2 separate regions of the Homo sapiens genome follow, and region 1 is linked to region 2. A link is a loop called in an ENCODE intact Hi-C map of the cell type or tissue named here. Cell type or tissue: endothelial cell of umbilical vein. All regions are shown on one strand.

Region 1 (2,500 bases), 150 kb before region 2:
CTTGAGACCACTCTTTATCCCCAGGATTTTCATCCAGATGGAAGGCAGAGAGGGGTCTATAGAGAACAGTAACGGAAAGAACAACCAAGTGAAACAAAGAATGCTGGTAAAGGTTAATTATAAAAGTAAATAGGGAGAGTACAGTCATGCATCACTTAATGACGGAGAAATGTTCTGAGAAGCATGTCATTATATGATTCCATTGTTGTCCAATCATAGGGTGTACTTACACAAACCGAGATAGTGCAGCCGAGGTACGCCTAGGCTATGTGGTGTCGCCTATTGCTCCTAGACTACAGATCTGCACAGCATGTTACTGTACTGGATACTGTAAGCAGCTGTAACACAATGGTATTTGTGTATTTAAATATACCTACACAGAAAGCACAGTTAAAAAAAATGGTATTATGAGACCACTGTTGTTTAAGTAGTTTGTTGTTGACCGAAATTTTACTCAGCACATGACTATAATAAAAACTGGAGAGTACTGACATTACTAAATATCGGAGCCAGAATTAGTTGTCTGGCTAAAACTTGAGATAAATCTTTATGTTTTTTGGTTTGTTTGTTTTTGTTTGAGACAGAGTCTCGCTTTGTCACCCAGGCTGGAGCGCAGTGGCATGATCTCAGCTCACTGCAACCTCCGCACCTGGCTATTTTTTTTGTATTTTTAAAAGAGACAAGGTTTTGCCATGTTGGCTAGGCTAGCCTCGAACTCCTGGCCTCAAGTGATCTGCCCGCCTCGGCCTCCCAAAGTGCTGGGATTATAGGTGTGAGCCACTGCGCCCAGCCCAGATAAATGTTTAAAAGAAGGAGAGTCAAGAACTAGAAAAGTGGCTGGGCACGGTGGCTCATGCCTGTAATCCCAGCACTTTGGGAGGCTGAGGCGGGTGAATCATCTGAGGTCAGGAGTTCAAGACCAGCCTGGCGAACATGGTGAAGCCCCATCTCTACTAAAAAATTAGCCAGGTGTGGTGGCAGGTGCCTGTAATCCCAGCTACCCAGGAGGCTGAGGCAGGGAGAAGTCTTCAACCCGGGAGATGGTGGTTGCAGTGAGCCGAGATCATGCCATTACACTCCAGCCTGGGCGACAGAATGAGACACTGTCTCAAAACAAAAACAAAAACAAAAACTAGAAAAGGCCCTTTGGAGGGAAACTATAAATATAGTGGAAGAAATTAAGCAAAATTTAGAATAACCAAGCAAATATTCACTGCAAAAATGTTGCTGGGAACTTGAAAATTAAAATAGATCCACTTAAATAAACATGTTAAGAGTCACTTATTTCACGTCATGTGCCGGTGCTGGCAAAGCTCTATCAGGGTGAGCAGGGTAGAGATCTCGGCCTGGAATGTGGCCGAAGAATGCAGTACTTTACTCCACTGTACCATAATCTGACATGCTGAGGAAACCTGTTCAGCCCAAAATCTAGATAAAAAAGTGAGTCAAAGGACCAGGTGTGTGAGGTTAAGCCAGGCTTGTCCAGGGAAAGAGATACTGATTCTGGGTATTTTATGTTTCCCGTGAAAATCAATAAACTGGTGTTCTGGATTGACATGCGTATCTGATAACCCAGAGAATCTGAAGCAAGAGTTAATAAAGCAAAATGCAAAACCACAAAAGAAAGTGGAGAAGTGGGATTTTATTGAAGAAGTATGCATGGCAGCCAGGCCAGTGATAATTCTTACCACATATTTTGAATAGAAAAAATTTGTGACACAAAAATAAAGCAGAAAGTTTAAAATATAACTGGTGAATTTGGACATTAACAGAAGGAGGCAGGAAAAAATTTAAGTTGCTTGATGTCCACATTCTGTGTGTTATTTCTACATGGTTCGCAGGAGCAAGGGATAGAGATTGGATGGATGGAAACCCTCTGATATAAGGACTAGACTCAGAAAACACTTTGTGACTCTACCATCGGAGGAAGTGGGCATTATTTACACATAATTGCTTCTTGGCTTAATAAATTTATTTAGGGCAGAAAATTAGAAGAACCAGGTGTCAAGGGTCAAATCATCCCCTACACAAAATGATGGAGCTAGAAATGATGGGGTGGTTGGCGGCGGGGGTGGGGGAGGGGGTGCAAGGAAGATGTGCACGACCCAGGAAGACATGTCCTGGAAAAGGTCGTGGTAAGCGGAACAAAGTGAAACGTCATAAAGGACAAGGTTATGAGGACAAATACGAAAATATTATCCCATGGGACAGAAAACTGAGAACAGTGAGAAGGATTTAAACAACCGTCAGGCAGTGCATGCCACCTGTCTAGACCTCAGTGTCACATCTATAAAATAAGGAAGTTAAATAATCTGAAATCAGATCCAGCCTGAAAATTTTATTACCAAATGATATTTAAGAACCAGAAGAACGTAGAAGGATTAGGCCAAAACAACATTATCCATTGAAATGTCTCTTACGACAAATTACATTAAACCAGTTTTTTTAAAAAAATAAAGAGCCTCTGCTCCAAAGTAGAATTTGAACAACAATTAAAAAA
Region 2 (2,500 bases):
TCTCACCCTCAGCACGGCAGCCTGGTGCTACAGTTCTCTTTCCCACCTGAACATACTGCGAGTGTGGCAGACACCCCAGAGCACAATTGTGCTCCACTGGCTGCACCTTCTCGATGCCTTGGTCCTTATGGAAGTCCTTTGTGCAGAGGACTTTTTTGCCACTTGGTGTAATATGAAACATCCCTCCAGCAACAGTAACTCTTGACGTAACTGTTTAACAGTTTCACACCTGTTAAGTCTGGGTTTCAGTTCAGTATGATACTGTTTATATACTTTTATAATAAAATGTATTAACTGGTAGGTGGAAGGTGATTATAGCTAACAGAAAAAAAATTACTACAGAAGTCTTTTCCTGATCACAATAAATACAACAGGATGGAGTTAACCACTCTGCCTCCCAACTGTAAAAATAGTTTTAATAGAAAACTAAGAATCAATTTTCTGGGAAATTTATGGATATGAAATTATTTGCCCCTCTACAATTGGCAATAAATGAAAAGTAAAGCATTCTACAGAGATCATGAACCTTACAGTAACCTCCTTGAAGAACAAAAGTGATTTGAAAAATCACTTAACTAAAGATAAGCTCTATTTCTTCCTCTCTCCTCTCATGTTCTCACATCTCTGGAAGATAGTTGGGCCTCTGGGCAAATTTCTGATATCTATCAGTACGTAAAATTAATGAAAAACCAGGCAAACCTGTAGAAGTTATTTATTAATGTTCAACTTGTGAAATGCAAGAGCATTCCCTTGAAATATAATATTCCCTCTTTTTCTTGTTCTTACTACAAATTGGTTTTGGATGTATTAGGGGTTCAAAGAAATAATTTCCAGCTATATAGGGATGGACTCTGAATCTTTCCATTGAACCAGTAAGTCTCCTGATGAGGCCAGAGAGCCCCATGTCTAGGGGCCAGGTGAGCCCCTCACTCCTCAAAGCTGGGCTTTCTGGTGGCCATGACAGTTGCAGATTCCGAGGCAGGGCAGGTGATCCTTTTGTCTTCCTGGATGTGAATGTTATACTTGGCCCTCAATGGTACAGAAGGCCAGGCTAACTGGGGCTGGTACAAAGAGTGGACACTCTCCGTGATTCTAATTCCAAGCGAGGGGTTGGCAGCCAGCTGGCACCAGGTAGTCCCTGGAAGTGACAGGTTGGGCTGTGCTCCTGTCTGCCAGTGTGTCTACCAAGGTGGAAAAAGAGCAACAAGGCAATGTTGTTATAAGGACAGGGAGTTGGGGGGGGATTGCAGATTCTCAGCCACAAAGCTTGAAATGAAAGTGAATCAAGAACTTTTGCAGAAAAATTCCATCTTTCCAGGCCCTTAGGACTCCCTGGTTTATCCTCCTAGGATGTGTTCTAAGTGGTTCACACCCTGGTAAGAAATAAGCTCATTCATGGCAGCCACCCCTCTCTGTTTTCTTTCACGGATGTCTTTGTTTTAGCTTCTGAATATACAGTAGAAATAATAGTACAGATGTGGTGAGGGTGAATTGCTCTGAAAAGTGCTTTGAGTTTCTGAGAAATAAAATAAGACAGCATGAAAGACTGGGTGTGATTCCTTTTTATTTCCCCAACATTTAACCCATTGTCCTAGCACCTTGTGGTCACTCCCTGATTCCTTTTACTGATTGGATGAAAACATTGTAGCAGGTGATGGTGCTATTAAGCCTATTGATATTCCTTTGAGAGAACGGTGTTCTTGTCCATGCCCTAAGCAGTGTCGAATCAATTCTACAAAAGTGATTTCCTTCAGGGGACATGCTACAAAGTAGAGTGATGACAGTCCCTTTTCCTAATGAGGTTTACTGGACCCTGAGGCCTGCCTGCGCTTGAGGAATGCTGGTGGTGCCCCACTGGGAGACCCGCCAGAAATTAAAGGTGATGTCCATGTCTTTTTCCCTCATCCTCAGGATCCTTTCTGAGGTTCCCTATGTGGCCTTTCAGAGGAGGGATTTTTTCATCACTGTGTACTTAAGGACATTATCAAGGTCCTGACTATGTGTGGAGTAATTCTGTGAGGCTGCAGGAGGAAAGAGGCCTTGGTTACAGCACTCAAGATGCCTGTTTTCTAATAAGGAAGAGATGCAAATGCTATAACCACAATGTTACACAGAATGTGGAAGGGCTGAAGTTATTGAGATGAAGAGGGTAGAATCTTCCCACAGGAGTCATGGAGGGTTACACATGAAGGAGGTGGAGTTTGAATCCTGCTTGAGGAAACAATGGGAATTTGGTGGTTAGAGATGGGAGTGGAGGAACCATTCCAAGTAGAGGGAAAAAAGGCAAGAGGAAAAGAGGAGGATGGGCTGGATTTGAAGAGCAGTGAGTTTGCAAGAGCTTGGACTGGAAGAGGGAGGGAGACCCAACTTGGAGAACCCTGGATGTCACCCTAAGGATTGTGAATCACTCTCATTATCCTTTTAATGTTATATAGTAAGTTCCATAGCTCTTCTTCTGCCCCAGCAAATATGGTGGGAGCAGAATAAATTCTTTCACAGA

What was found. Peaks named below come from ENCODE experiments on the same cell type or tissue, not always from the same donor. Only the 100,000 strongest peaks of a DNase experiment are listed, where the experiment ranks them.
Region 1: it touches region 2 in a loop (2.0-fold over the local background); 3 of 110 quality-filtered maps call a loop at or near these places.

What each region holds. Positions count from the first base shown.
Region 1 is chr6:105,257,863-105,260,362 of GRCh38, reverse strand. No RefSeq gene overlaps it. Among named protein-coding and RNA genes, the nearest start is that of PREP-AS1, 20 kb to the left of the region's middle. In endothelial cell of umbilical vein, no CTCF peak of the experiment used is centred here; a DNase peak (open chromatin) is centred at 1,362.
Region 2 is chr6:105,103,923-105,106,422 of GRCh38, reverse strand. All of the region lies in intron 7 of POPDC1 (popeye domain cAMP effector 1), which reads left to right. Among named protein-coding and RNA genes, the nearest start is that of POPDC1, 32 kb to the left of the region's middle. In endothelial cell of umbilical vein, no CTCF peak of the experiment used is centred here; no DNase peak of the experiment used is centred here.